Regions from separate parts of the Homo sapiens genome. Here region 1 is linked to region 2. Evidence: read pairs that join two places in POLR2A ChIA-PET (ENCODE). Cell type or tissue: MCF 10A. All regions are shown on one strand.

Region 1 (8,000 bases), 540 kb after region 2:
TATTGTTTTTTGTAATATGTATAATGCACAAAACAGTGCAGTACACAGATCTTCATTATATAACTCAATGAATTATTTTATGTATACACCTGTGCAGTACCACCAGATTAAGGCATTGAATATCTCTCTCAATAAAAAGGATTCCCTTGTGCTCCTCTAAGTATAGTCACGCATCACTTAACAACAGGCATACATCCTGAGAAATGTGTCGTTAGGTGATTTCATCATTGTGTTGAGCATCATAGAGTGTACTCACATGTAGATGGTATAACCTATTACACACCTAGGATATATGGTATGGCCTGTTGCTCCTAGGCTACAAACCTGAACAGCGTGTTAGTGAACTGGCTATTATAACATGATGGTATTTGTATATCTAAATGTATCTAAACATAGAAAAGGTATGGTAAAGATACAGTATTAAAATCTTAGTTAGGCACAGCGGTAGGCACTTATAGTCCCAGTTACTTAGGAGGCTGCGGTGGAAGGATTGTTTGAACCCAGGAGTTTGAGTTCAGCCTGGACAGCATAGCAAGACCTTGTCTCTGAAAAATAAATCAAAAATCAAAAATTAAAAATCTATAATCTATGGCAGTGGTCCCCGACCTTTTTGGCACCAGGAACCGGTTTCATGGAAGACAATTTTTCATCGGACTTGGGTGTGGGGCAATGGTTTCAGGGTGATTCAAGCACATTACATTTATTGTGTATTTAATTTCTGTTATTACTGCATTGTAACATATCATGAAATAATTATACAGCTCACCATAATGTAGAGTCAGTGGGAGCCCTGAGCTTGTTTTCCTGCAACTATATGGTCCCATCTGGGGGTGATGGTAGACAGTGACACCCAAAGTGTGTTGCTTATGTCCAGTCTACTCCATAATCTCATTTTGGTTGCTGTCACTTCAGAAAACACTGCTTCATAAAGATAGGATGTTGGAAATGGAAGCAGGCTTTTCAGTGCTGTTGTAGCAATCTCAGGATATTCCACCTTGACTTTAATCTGGAATTTACGGAGATGTGAAGTTGTCTCAAACATACTTTTATAAGGCCACCATCATTTGCAATCTCAAGCAGTTGATTCTCTTCTAGCACGGACAAAGTTGATTCACCTGGTTTATTCACAAATGGGTCACAGATCCATGTAATGCTCGAATTCTTTTGAAAGCTGAGACCTATCTCAGAAGTTGCCATAGAGCTGTGTGAACAGACCTGAGTTAAGGGAATGCATTTGTCAACTTTTGCTTTTGTTGCAATTGCTTTTGTTGTCTTCGTCATGAAATCTTTGCCCATGCCTGTGTCCTGAATGGTATTGCCTAGGTTGTCTTCCAGGGTTTTTATACTTTTGGCTTTTACATTTAAGTCTTTAATTCATCTTGAGTTAATTTTTGTATATGGCTTAAGGAAGGGGTCCAGTTTCAGCCTTATGCATATGGCTAGCCAGTTATGCCAGCACCATTTATTGAATACAGAATCCTTTCCCCATTGCTTTTTTTTTTTTTTAATACTTTAATTTCTGGGATATATGTGCCCAACTTTTCTCTCTGGCTGCCCTTAACATATTTTCCTTCATTTCAGCCTTGGTGAATCTGACCATTATGTGTCTTGGGGTTGCTCTTCTCAACAGTTGTAGGTGTGTAGCATTATTTCTGGGCTTTCTGTTCTGTTCCATTGGTTTATATGTCTGTTTTTGTACTAGTACCGTACTGTTTTTGGTTACTGTAGCCCTGTAGTATAGTTTGAAGTCAGGTAGTGTGATCCCTCCAGATTTGTTCTTTTTGCTTAGGATTGCCTTGGCTATTTGGGCTCTTCTTCGGCTTCATATGAATTTTAAAATAGTTTTCTCTAGTTCTTTGAAGAATGTCAATGGTAGTTTAATAGAGATAGCATTGAATCTATAAATTGCTCTGGGTAGTATGACCATGTTAACGATATTGATTCTTCCTATCCATGAGCATGGAATGTTTTTCCATTTGTTAGTGTCCTCTATGATGTCTTTGAGCCGTCGTTTGTAGTTTTCCTTGCAGAGATCTTTAACTTGCCTAGTTGTGTTCCTAGACATTTTATTCTTTTTGTGGCGGTTGTGAATGGGAGTTCATTCCTGATTTGGCTCTTGGCTTGACTCTTGTTGGTGTATAGGAATGCTTGTGATTTTTGCACGTTGATTTTGTTTCCTGAGACTTTGCTGAAGTTGTTTATCAGCTTAAGAAGCTTGAGGGCTGAGACTATGGGGTTTTCTAGATATAGGATCATGTCAACTGCAAACAGGGTTAGTTTGACTTCCTCTCTTCCTATTTGGATACCATTTTTTTCTTTCCCTTGCCTGATTGCCCTGGTTAGAACTTCCAATACTATGTTGAATAGGAGTGGTAAGCTAGAGCCTCCTTGTCTACACATATATTTACATCACCCCTAAATCTGTTTTTATTGACTGTCTTGTCTCTTGATTGTCAGTCACTTTCCCCTGCTTTACACATCTGCTAATTTGTCGTTGTATATTGAACATAGTGAGTGAAATGTAGAGTAATGGACAACATACTATGGCCATGGGCCAAATCCAGCCTTCTGGCTGTTATTGCATGGCCTATAGCTAAGAATGGTTTTTTACATTTTTAAAGGTTATTGTTTTTGCTATGTTGCCCAGGCTGGTCTTGAACTCCTGGCCTCAAGCAATCCTCCTACCTCAGTCTCCCAGAGCACTGAGATTACAGCTATGAGCCACCATGCCCAGCCTCTGTTTGTTTTTAAAGAGAATGTACAACAGAGACTATGTGTCCTCAAAGCCTAAAAATATTTGCTTTCTGGCCCTTTATAGGAAAGGTTTGGACTCTTATTTGTTGGAGCTCTGGATTATTAAGTCCCTCTAAATAATAGTGAATTATATTATGGCAGGCAGTTAAATAGCCAGCAGATTACTTTGATCTTATGGAGATTAGTTTTAAGCTTTTTAAGATAGGTCTGTTTCACCTTTGTTCTTACTCCTAGGACAGAGTTTGTCTAGGGTCTCAACTAAGTGACTAAGGTGTTCATCAAGATATCTCTCCTCCGAGCCTGGACCACACCTTCTCAGAACTGCACAACCTCTGAAATCTCTGTTTAGTTAACAGCTATTTTCTCCTAGAAATTCTAACCCTGTGTACGCACATCCTATGAAGCAAGTAAGGACCAAAGGGCAATTTCATGTGTATTTTTATAGCTTTTTTCCTTTCACTTTCTCAGTTCTAATAACCTATCCCCAAAACCCTGGCACCATAGCAACCCCAAACATTAATTTTAGTTTTCTTATCCTAGCAGGACTACCACTGTCTGCTTGGGCTTTGTTTCTCCACAGTATGGTTTGGCAGGTGCCCCCAAGGAGAAAGCCAGCGTGAGACTTGATTCATCTGCCCTTTTCTCCCAAAGATCATAGCCCTGTGTTGGTTGGTATCTGTTGCTTGTAAATGTTACATACATGTTTTATTTGGTCTATATTTGGTCCGGTTTTTATAGATGCTTGTAACAGGAGAATATTGCAATACCAGCTACTCTATATGATCAGAACCCCAAATCCTCATTATTTTAAAATATGAAAACGTATCTCATTATATAATCAGTGAATTTTGATTTGAAACATTTAACATGTTACTTGCTGTATTTTCTGATTCATTGTTTACTTGACCCAGATAGTTGAGCCAAATAGGACTTAGATCTCAGTTAATAATAGTAAATATATTCATCTTATAAAATCGAAATGGCCCTTGCTTTCCAAAGATGGAACCCTAAACAGCTGGGCTAATGGATTTGATATTTTAGAAGATTTCATCTGCAACATTTGAGATGCACCTTCACACAAGTTGATCTGGGCATAGCCGTTGTCAGAGAAGCTTCTGTCCTTGGCTGATAAATTATTAATGCTTAATTATTTAACTTTTTTGTTTGTTTACATATCTAGCATCTTAAAAATATTTCATAAATATTTTAGCCTATGCCCTTTTTTTCTCTACTGTATTCACAGTGTGTAAGGAATACTTGGCTGTTGTTTTTTTTGTTTTGTTTAGAGACAGTGTCTTGCTCTATCTTCCAGGATGGAATGTGGTAGTACCACCATAGTTTAGTGCAGGCTTGAACTCCTGGGCTCAAGGGAATCCTCCCACCTCAACTTCCCAAGTAGCTGAGACTACGGGCATGCGCCACCATGACCACCTAATTTAAAAAATTCTTTAGAGACGAAGTCTCACTATGTTGTTCAGGCTGGTCTCTAACTCCTGGTCTCAAGTGATCCTCCCACCTCGACCTCCCACACTGCTGGAATTATAGGCATGAGCCGCGGTGCCTGGCCTATTTGGCTCTTAAATGTGCTGCCTTTTGACTTATTTCATATTCTTGAAGGGAATAATCATTTAAATATTTTTGCCATCATAGTGCTTTGTATGTCTCTCCTGAAGCTCATTTAATAGCATGTCCATCTGTGATAGATGTGATCTGTTCTTTGGGAAAGGATGTATGACATAGCTCTGTTTTCTTCCTAGTACTTGCATAAAGAAACTTTCAGTATTCATTGGAATGGAGTTGGTGAGCATAGAAAGAGTTATAGTTATCACATAAGGAAGCTACATGACTCACTCTCTGCTGCCTCACTGCTTCCCCTGGGTAATTGTCTGTCCTGATTCCCATGTGGATTCAAGAATCCCCCAAGGAAGCCCTGGTGGGAAGACCTGGAAGGTCTGGCTCTTTGCCCAGATGCTGGTGTTGGTGTTGATGTTGATGGATGTGCTCTGCTGATCATAATACTCTAGAGAAGAAATTGCATCTTATCTTTGAACCCACCATTCATAATGTTTATTCCTAACTCAAATTGGATAGTTCAGTATCTGTATATCAGGAATTTGGTTTCATATTAAAGGTAATATCCATTTATTTGAGTCTTTGCCCTTATTATTTAACATTCTTTTCAATAATTAGACTTAATAATTATGCTTCCAAATGTTTAAAATAAAGCTGGACTTGCACATATATATATGTATACTTTACATATATATATACACAGCTTTACATACACACATGTGTGTGTATGTAAAGCTGGACTTGCATGTGTATATGTATACACGTATACATGTATGCACACATAGCAAGATTTACTTTTGAAAATATTTATCCTGAAACTCCTTTATCCTCTTGGTAATTCAGTATAGTAGCTCTTCCTCTTAAATATTATTCCTAGTGACATTTTATGACTCTGTTTTTCCATTTACCTTTTGAATTCTATCCATAATTTTTTTTTTTTTTTTTTTTGAGACAAAGTATCACTCTGTCACCAGGCTGGAGCAGTGGCGTGATCTCGGTTCACTGCAACCTCCGCCTCCCAGGTTCAAGTGATTCTTCTGCCTCAGCCTCCCAAGTAGCTGGGACTACAGGCGCCTGCCACCATGCCCAGCTAATTTTTATATTTTTAGTAGAGATGAGGTTTCACCATGTTGGCCAGGATGGTTTCAATCTCTTGACCTCGTGATCTGCCCAGCTGGGCCTCCCAGAGTGCTGAGATTACAGGTGTGAGCCACCGCCTCTGGCCTCTATAATTTTTAGTGTATCAGTTTGGTTTCCACCAAGAAAAGTGACAGCTGTACTATGTGAGGAATTAGTAATAGTATTATGACACTTTTTTTTTTGAATGTGCAGACATTTCCTTTTGATGATTCATTTGATTTGTTTATGATAAACTTCAGAGCATGTAGTTTTGGCTTTCTTTTGCAATTATTTAATTTTTTCATGTAAAATCTGGATGTTGATAGGCACTTGATACATTAAATAGGTACTTAATTTTAGCACTAGGTTAATTTACAACTTTGGATTCACTGTATTTTTTGACATCACTTACTTTGAATCACTGTGAGATGACTTTCATTTTTCTTCATCAAGAATATCTTGTGTGGGATGTGTGCTAGTTCTTTATATCCTTCGTTTTTGAAAATGTCTTAAGTTTTACCCTAGACTTAATTGATAGTTTGGGTAGAGAATTTTAGATTGGAAATAATTTCTCAGAGTTTTGAAAATATTGCCTTCTATTAATATTGCTGATGAGGAGTCTGATACTATTTCAATTCCTGATTGTTTATGTATGACGTATTGTTTGTAGACATTTAAAACGTGTTTTCCTTTTCACTTTTTTTTTTGCTTAAATTTCATGTAGATTGTGCATGAAATCCACCAGCTTGCAATATGACACTCTTTTGCTTTCCACTATGCTTGATGTCCCTAGATTTGAAGCCACTTCAGTTTATCTTAGAATAATTCAGGGGAGGTATGGGATTGAGAACTGAGGGACACAACTGTTCCCTACATGGATCTTCAACCTTCCTTTCCCATTTTTAGCCTCATGCCTTATCTTGCTGTTTCTCACACTTATCCTCCAATGTTTGAGCCTTTCTGTATATTTGATTTGCTTCCTGTTGATATCTTTCTCTGCAGGTATTTGGTGTTTAGCTCTGCTGTCTCTTCCACATGCTTTCTATCTTCCAAAGTGTATTAGTATCCCCTCCCCCCCCCTTTTTTTTTTTTGAGATGGATTCTCATTCTGTTGCCCAGGCTGGAGTGCAGTGGCGTGATCTCAGCTCACTGCAACCTCCACCTTGCGGGTTCAAGTGATTCTCCTGCCTCAGCCTCCCAAGTAGCTGGGACTACAGGCATGTGCCACCATGCCCAGCTGATTTTTATATTTTTAGTAGAGACGGGGTTTCACTATGTTGGTCAGGTTGGTCTCGATCTCCTCACCTCGTGATCCACCTGCCTCGGCCTCCCAAAGTGCTGGGATTTCAGGCGTGAGCCACCGCACCCGGCCTGTGTGTTAGTATCTCTTTAGCCGATATCTTCTCTCCTTTTGTTGTTCTTGTGGTTTTTATGTTTTTAGTACATTCCTTCTTTTTTTTTCCCCCTCAAATTAGTGGGCTTTCAGGAATGAGTAAAGGTAAACACATTTTCAGTCCATCACATTTAACTGTAGGTTTAAGCATTTTTGAACAGTAAGTTATTAATTCTTTTTCCTTTAGAAGACTAACAACAGTGGATGGTGGTTTGCCATGACATTTGAAGTCACATTCTTGTATTTTAATTAAAATCAAGTTTTTATTTTTGAAGTTTGCCTCTCCCCCCATTTCTATTTTACATGTGTTTTGGGGACTATAACAAGAGTCACCTTAACCAGTTTGTAATCAAGCACCTAAATATTGCAATCTTATCTCAACCTTTATTCTTTTACTGTAACTGCTTCCTCAGTGATTATTATCTAGTTAAGAAATTCATCAGTTTATCAAGGCTCATTTTGTTTGACCTCTAGGAGCTTTAAAAACTGGTACTGCTCCTTATTTCAAGGAAAGCTCTCTTCTCTGTGATCACATTCTGGATATACTTCATCTGTTTCTTTTTTTTTTTTTTTTGGAGACGCAGTCTCGCTCTGTCGCCCAGGCTAGAGTGCAGTGGCTCGATCTCCGCTCACTGCAAGCTCCGCCTCCCGGATTCACGCCATTCTCCTGTCTCAGCCTCCCGAGTAGCTGGGACTCCAGGTGCCCGCCACCACGCCCGGCTAATTTTTGTATTTTTAGCAGAGATGGGGTTTCACCATATTAGCCAGGATGGTCTCCATCTCCTGACCTCGTGATCCACCCGCCTCGGCCTCCTAAAGTGCTGGGATTACAGGCGTGAGCCACCGTGCCCAGCCCATCTGTTTCTTACATATCAGTATTCCTTGAGGATTTACTATTGTCTTTTGTATCTTTTCACTTTCAATTATTTCGTGGTTGCTGAAGATTGTGGTATCTGTTATCTCTAGTTTGGATATCTTTCCACAACTCAAATTCTGTGTTTGCTGAAGATTTCAGTGGTGGTTTTAAAATCTTCGAAATATTTCTTACTGAGAGAGAGAGGCTGTATTCCCTTTACTTGAACCTTGGTGAGCCTTTATGAGTGCCGTTTTCTTCCAATAGAATCTGTTGAAAGAGATGTTGCATGACTTCCCTCGCTAGCTT
Region 2 (8,000 bases):
CTATGGAGAGGCAGCATAGCACAGAGGTTAAAAACACAAAATCCAGGCCAGACATGGGGACTCAGGCCTGTAATCACAGGAATCCGGGAGGCAGGAGGATCACTGGAGTCCAGGGGTTCAAGACCAGCTTGGGCAACATAGTGAGACCCCATCTCTACAAAAAATTTTTTTAAAATATTACTCAAGCTGGTAGTGCACAACTGTAGTTCCAGCTTCTCAGGAGGCTGAGTTGAGAGGATCACTTGAGTCCAGGAGGTCAAGGCTGCAGTGAGCCATGATTGCACCACAGCACTCCGGCCTGGCTGACAGCAAGACGCTATCTCTAAAAAAAAATGGTAAAAAAAAAAAAAGGAACACAAAATCTGGAGCCACACTGCCAGGGTTTCAGCACCACTTCTACTACTTCCTAACCCGATTTAACCTCCTCTTGCCTCAGTTTCCCCAGCTATAAAATGAGGGTGATTATAGTTCTTACCACATAGGTTTGTAATTAGGTTATGAGAAAAATGACAGCTTCTCTTTTAACTTAATTTTATTTTTAGCTTTTATTTTAGGTTCGGTGTTACACAGGAAAACTCATCTCATGGGGGTTTGTTGTACAGATTATTTCATCACCCGGGTATTAAGCCCAGTACCCAAAAGTTATCTTTTCTGCTCCTCTCCCTCCTCCCAACTTCCACCCTCAAGTAGGCCTCGGTGTCTGCTGTTCCCCTCTTTGTGTCCACGTGTTCTCATCATTTAGCTCCCACTTATAACTGAGGATATGTGGTATTTGGTTTTCCGTTCCAAGAGTTTCTCTTAGGCTGAGGTGGGAGGATAGCTTGAGCCAGGGTGGTCGAGGCTGCAGTGAGCTGCCATCCTGCCACTGCACTCCAGCCTGGGGTGACAGAGTGAGACCCTACCACAAAGAAAATAAAAAGAGAGAGAGAGAGAGAATGAGAATGACAGAGAGAGAAAAAACAGTTTCTCTTTTTAAGGTATTTAAAACAGATCTTCCACAGAGTAAGTGCTATATAAGCGTTTGCTAAATAAACATCCTAACATGAATAGGAAACCGTTATTACTGGCTATAAGACCTTAAAGCAGTTACAACCTCAAAATAAATAAAAACAAAATAATATGATTAAATTCTAGCTAGATTTTTTACCTGCTAAAATGCTTGGTGGAGACCCGCTCTCAAAAGAACAGAGAGAGGGAAGCAAGTGAAGTCTTAAGGACGTTGCCATCACCAAACTGAAACCTCTTCCTCACTCAACCAGAAGACCTGAAAGAAAACTGAAGTAACAGTAACTGTCTTACTGCGCTACCCACCCTCAACCATCCCCAGGCCCACTAGGAGCATGTTGTACATGTTCTGGAAAGTTCTGGAAAGGCCATTAAGATATAAAAATTGGTAGCCAGGTGTGGTGGTGGACGCCTGCAATCCCAGCTACTCGGGAGGCTGAGGCAGGAGAATCACTTGAATCCAGGAGGTGGAGGTTGCAGGGAGCCGAGATCATGCCATTGCACTCCAGCCTGGGCAACAGAGCCAGACTCCGTCTCAAAGAAAAAAAAAAAGATATAAAAAGTTGGGAAAGTGAGAGGTGTCCCGAGAAGCCCACATACATGAAAAATGAAACCAGGCAATCCTATGTGGATCTATTTATCACAAACGCCGCTGGGCTGCAAGTGAAATCTCTTATACCAATAGGTCGGCTCTGATGCAGGGAGTCTGTTTTCACTTTGAACTGCTGTTCATGGCGCTGCCAGGGTGGGACTGTCACTCACCAAGCCTCCTTCCTGTCCTTGGTCTGGGGTGATTCGGCACTTCCCAGTAGGTGACTCCAGATGACAGCCAACAGCCAGCTTGCTCCTGTTCTCTTTCGCAGGCAGAGCTGGCTCTTAATTTTCATGCATTTATTCTTTAGCCACTTGAGACGCCTGGCTGGAGGGATGGGTAAGAGATTTGGCATCTTGGTGCCTCCAAGCCTCCCGTCCAGCATGGTCCAGGTTAACAAACACCTGTAAAGCGTCCGTCTCTGCCGGCCCTGACGGACAGGGTGAGCACCCCGGTGCATCCTCCCTCCTAAGAGGATTAAGCGGGGTGTTTGGAAAACAGAGCTGCATCCCTGGAGGGAAGGTGCCACAGAGACATCAACACACAGTTCTGCATAATCGGTTCAACAGCAGAACAACAAAAAGGGGAAGAGAAGATTAAAAAATAATCCAAATGTCATAATACTGAGGAGTGTGATGAAATGGGCAATCGGGTGGAAGCATTAAACCTAGAATCACTAACCACCCCCGCTTCACTCTTCAAAACTCAAGGCTGCGGGGGGAAACAACATGCTCGTCCTTGGGAGAGCTCCTCTAAGCCCCTCCTGAAAGACGGATGTCCACTTCTGAGGCTGTCTTTGAGGATGGGCACAGGGGAAGCTGTGGCAGTCCAGCCACTCTGCGGGGATGTCATGAATAATTAGCAGGGTCCTTCACAGTGGAGGGCAGCCCTAGTCTCTCTCCCTCTTCCTTGGTGGGAAGGAAGCCCAAGTCCCTGAGAGACACTGGTGAACATCTCCCTGGAGGCTTTGGGCTGACTGTCAACAGTGGCACCAAGGTGTAGCTCGGGGCAGGGGTGCAGGCGCTTAGCACTCAGCAAGATCTGTGGGCCTCCTCCCTGCCTCCCATTCTTTGTCATGAGCTTGGCAATGGAAGCTTCCAGTCCGCCTCTCAGTGCTGCACCCCCTCTGCCCACACTCCTGGGCATCCAGCCCAGGGCCTGCCTTGGTGCCAGCTCTGCCCTTCCTGCCTCCTCCTTCCTGCTTTGCCTTCTCCCCCTCTCTCTTCCCCATATCCATTTCTATTTTACAATGGTTCTTTTGGTTTTTTTGTTTTTGTTTTTGTTTTTTTCTTGAGAGGGAGTCTGGCCCTGTTGCCCAGGCTGGAGTGCAGTGGCGCCATCTTGGCTCACTGCAGCCTCTGCCTCCTGAGTTCAAGCGATTCTCCTGCCCCAGCCTCTGGAGTAGCTGAGATTACAGGCGCCCACCACCACGCCCAGCTAATTTTTGTATTTTTAGTAGAGATGGGGTTTCACCATGTTGGCCAGCCTGGTCTTGAACTCCTGACCTCAAATGATCCAACCGCCTCAGCCTCCCAAAGTGCTTGGATTACAGGTGTGAGCCACTGCACCTGGCCCTATTTTACAATGTTTAATGACCCAAACTTGAGGATTTTTCCACTTCTCTACACCATATAATCAAATCAAAAAATCAGATATTAGGCTTTGACAATGGGACTGAATCTTGGAAACTGGAAAGTCCAGTCTCAGGACATCCCGGAAAGTTGAGCACACAAGCAAGTCCCATGCAACTGTGTGATGAAACAGCCCCACACATCCGGGAGCACAGCCAAGGCGTCCTGTGCCACCTCCCTGGTAGAATCTGGCTTTTCAACTTGCTCACCCATGAGAGGAAAGCGGTTTTAGACATCAGGCTTACCCCTCTCCTAAGCCACACCCTTTTCTCATTCCCAGCTGAGGAACTGAGCCTGAGACACTGAGGTTCCCAGCTGCCTCCATGATTCGCCAGCACCCAGCTTCAGTTTCACATCCTCCCAATCGTCATAGCCAGGACAGCATGCCTCACTGACCACGAGGGAATGTCACATCCCGCCTGGCTGAGCCATGCCGCAGACAGGCTCCTGGCTAAGCACTTGGCCGACACCCCAATATTCAATGCTGACACACCACAAAGGCATAAGTAGGCTAATTTTGCGGATGATGAAAATAGGACTCAAACCAAACTGTGTACAGTTGTAGGGCTTATTGAGGGCAGAAAACTTCTCCACAGCAGGTCTCTGGCAACCCAGAGCCCCTCCCTGCACTCCTGCGTCCCTGTCACTGCACCCATAGAGCCCCCAAGAGGCCTCAGTGGATCACCGGGCTTGCATAATTTTTATCTGGGCATACATTACCAAATTACCTCCACCCCAAAAATACCGTTCCAGGTTTCCTGTTACTATACGGAAACACTGATGTACATCATCAGCCTGTGTTCATTTTGTATACTCTCCATATAGTGGGTGGGTTGTTTTGGGATTTTGGTTTTTTTTTTTTTTGCAACCTAAAAGCTAAAATACTTTTCATGTTTAAAACTGAAATTCATATGCATGGACAGGACATTTTTAAAAGTAAATATTTCATGGGTATTTGTCAACAGAATCTTATGGTTGATAATTTTGTAAACGATTTAACCCATCATTTCATGTGAATAAATTAAGATTTGAATATCTATAGGTAGCATAAGGTGAAAAACCTCTAAAATTTGAACCCGTATTCTGGGATGGGAGACCTTAGGCAAATTAACCTGTCTGAGCTTCAGTTTTCTCATTTGTAAGAAGGGGATGTAATATCTGTGTTCCAGGATTGTGGCGGAGATCAGAGGAGGTCATCTACCAAAAAGCCCCCACCATCCTCACAAAATACCATTATTCTCATCATTTCATTCTTAGGTTGACTTAAATAGGGAATACAAATGTATTTACATATTCTTATTAAATTCTTAACAATCTGATAATTTATTCAAATCCAAATCATATGTAGATAATAAAATTATCTACTGTGCATAAAACCATTAGAAAAGAATGACTCAATAACTATCACCTGACATTTTATTTAACATGATATAGTGCGATAGTCTCGGCACAAAGTGACCTTAACTGCTTCCAAATTCCTTCCTTATTTTTCCTGTAACAAATCATATGGTGAAGGAAGACCTTCATCAGGGTCACGTAACTTGGAGGAGCTTCTTGGGGGAAGTGCACAGGCATCTCTGCGGGCTGTGGAGGAAAAGGCCCCGGAATTGGCCCCAGTGGGGCTTTTTCCCAAGAGGATCTGTCCCGTTTCCCTGTTCATGTGTTGCGTCCTCAGTAGCTGGGACCCCATTTTCTCTGTCGTATCCCACCCCCAACACCTGACCAACTCAAATCAGCACATATATTTTAAACAGGTAGTGGATATCCAACACTGTGTCAGGGCATGGAGAAAATGGAAAAGAAACCAAAATTGTGGTCCTAGTGCTGAGACACAGGTAATCTCATCAAGCAATTTGGGCAGAGGCTGAGTTACCTGGATATTATTGCTGGTATCTGAATTTCTTAATATAAGTTCCAGAAAGCCTGGTAACTTTTAGAAGAGTATATGGTATAGCAAGGAAAGTGAATCCATTCATTCATGCAGAAATAACAGACCCTTGCATTTATCAACTCCCAGTGTGTGCAGGCCATGGAGATGCAAGAGTAAGCCTGATCTTCAACCTCAGGGAGAGCCACATCGTTTGGGGAAGGTCAGTATATAAAAAAGCAAGGCCGGCCAGGCACAGTGGCTCACGCCTGTAATCCCAGCACTTTGGGAGGCCAAGGCGGGCGGATCACGAGGTCAAGAGATCGAGACCATCCTGGCCAACATGGTGAAACCCCATCTCTACTAAAAATACAAAAATTAGCTGGGCATAGTGGTGGGCACCTGTAGTCCCAGCTACTTGGGAGGCTAAGACAGGAGAATTGCTTGAACCCAGGAGGCAGAGGCTGCAGTGAGCCAAGATCATGCCGCCGCACTCCAGCCTGGTGACAGAGCAGGACTCCATCTCAAAAAAAAAAAAAAAAAAAAAAAGCAAGGCCACAGTGTGTGATCAGTGCTCCAGAGGACTGGCCAGCACACAGCAGGATGAAAAGGAGAGCAGGGACCAGTCTCCTGGCTGTGAAGTGCTGGGAAGGTGGGATGGAAAGGACCTTAAGGACAAGATGGTCCTTGGTTGTGCCTCCCAGGATGAATGCTAGTCTGGTGGAACATTCAGAGACCAGAGTGGGAAGTCTGAGAAAGTGGCAGCATGGTGTGCCCAGAGAGAACAGGGTAAGGGGACAGGGGAGAGCTGGGGGAGACAGGAGGAGGTGCCAAATTCCATAGCTGGAGGAGAAGCTGGAGATGTAGCCAGAGATCAAACCAAAGAAGCCCCACTACACCATGCCAGAGTGTGCTCGTGATTCGGAAGGAAACAAGGACCCATCCGATGGTTCTGAACAGGGAGGGATACAGCAGTCAGACTTGCATTTTTAAAAGATCACTCTGGCAGCGGCATGAAGGCTGGACTCGGTGGATGAGAGTCTGCAGGGAAGGACACCAGACGGGAGAGTGTCTCTGCGGTCAGGATGAGAAATGATGAGGCCCAAAGCAGGGCAATGGCGGTGGGAAGGGAAGGGGAGGCCGTTCTCATGAGATGTTCATTCCAGCAATTCTGAGCTGACTTCTGTTGAGGAGGTATCAGCAAGTAGTGAAAGGCAAAGAAGGGTTTCACTTGCTCCAGCTATGGACTAGGAATTTCTTCTTAGTACCCCCAGTGAGCAGAAGAACCTTCTTTCACCTGCGAAGTCCCTCCTGATGGTTGGTTCTGGCAGGCTCCATCACTTAGGAGCTGGGAAACCTCGGGCAGGTCACTTTACCTCCAAGTGCCCCTTCCCCATCTGTAAGATGCAGATAACTAGTACCTACCTCACAGGGGTTGTGAGCAGTAGTGAGTAAATATCTGCAAAGTGCTTTAGTGAGGCCTGACAGGGCAAGCACTTGATAAATGCTGGCTGTTTTATGCCTGGCTCAGTCTCGCTTCTGATGGCTTGTCCTGCAGAGCTTGCTGGACCTTGCTGGAAAAATACTTGAAATTTTGAAATATGGCTTTTGTCACATATGCAATATCCACATAATGGAAGTGCCTACCAGCCAGAAACCAGGCAACTATCACACCTCAGTCCCCACCAGCTCACCATCACAGGTTCCCATGTACATACATACACACCGCCCGAGACCCTCTCCCACAACCCCACCACAAGGGCCTCTGCCCTCAAGTATACAACTTTAGAGGGTTATTTGAAAGCAGGGCTAATAACATGTTTTTTTTTTTAATAAGACATCACATATACATTTTTAAGATGGGAAGTCTCTGTTTTTGTTGAGAACAACAAAGGGGAATATGACATGGAAGATCTGAGGAGACGTGATATTTGTTCGAAGACATTGAGGCTCTTTCTTGATTCCTTGAGTTTTTTTTCATGGCAGAAATTTTTAACTGACATGAAGTTCTGGTTATGAAGGAAATTCTAGAAGACAACACATCTTCTCTCCTTACTCCTGAAGGAAGAGGTTAGATTTGGACGCAACTGTGTGTGTTTAAAATAAAATGGCATTGTTCTTACTTAAATTCCAATTTCTTATAATATTAGAGTTGGTCTTCAGTTAGTTGGTTGTGTTGGGAGAGTGATTTGGACCATATACATTACCCTCAAATATTCAAAAATGAAGGCCCAAATTTACCTATGGTGACAGAAATCACAGCAGTAGTGGCTGATGACAGAGGGCAGTGGTGGGTGATGACAGAGGGGCAGAGAGGGGACTGTGATGGCACAAAGGAGGTTTTGGGGGTGGTGGGCATGTTCTGCATCTTGACTTAGATGTGGGTCGTGCACTTGTCAAAACCCAAAGAACTGCATATCTAAGATCTTTGCATTTCACCATCTGTAAATTATACTTCAATTTTTTTTTTTTTTTTGAGACAGAGTCTCACTCTGTCGCCCAGGCTGGAGTGCAGTGACGCCATCTCGGCTCACTGCAAGCTCCGCCTTCCGGGTTCCCGCCATTCTCCTGCCTCAGCCTCCCGAGTAGCTCGGACTACAGGCGCCTGCCACTGCGCCCAGCTAATTTTTTGTATTTTTAGTAGAGACGGGGTTTCACCGTGGTCTCTATCTCCTGACCTCGTGATCCACCCACCTCAGCCTCCCAAAGTGCTGGGATTACAGTATACTTCAATTTTAAAAAAGTAAGGGAGAGAGCAAGCAAGCAGATTTCCAAAGTTAAACATGAGAGGCTGATTATTCATTTACATCATCTCCTCTGAAAACCCCATTAAGATGGGAGTAAGGGGATAATACAAACATAAACTCATGAAGACAAAGAGACCCAGAGAGAGGACATCGAGGAC

What was found. ChIA-PET counts read pairs that join two places held together with the same protein. Peaks named below come from ENCODE experiments on the same cell type or tissue, not always from the same donor. Only the 100,000 strongest peaks of a DNase experiment are listed, where the experiment ranks them.
Region 1: POLR2A ChIA-PET joins it to region 2 with 5 read pairs; 1 of 35 experiments calls an interaction of 5 or more read pairs at or near these places.

What each region holds. Positions count from the first base shown.
Region 1 is chr2:119,815,840-119,823,839 of GRCh38, forward strand. The region is part of intron 2 of PTPN4 (protein tyrosine phosphatase non-receptor type 4); the gene reads left to right. Among named protein-coding and RNA genes, the nearest start is that of PTPN4, 60 kb to the left of the region's middle. In MCF 10A, no CTCF peak of the experiment used is centred here; a DNase peak (open chromatin) is centred at 4,682.
Region 2 is chr2:119,280,604-119,288,603 of GRCh38, forward strand. It overlaps a transcript of C2orf76 not described here. Among named protein-coding and RNA genes, the nearest start is that of STEAP3-AS1, 36 kb to the left of the region's middle. In MCF 10A, no CTCF peak of the experiment used is centred here; DNase peaks (open chromatin) are centred at 2,728 and 3,538.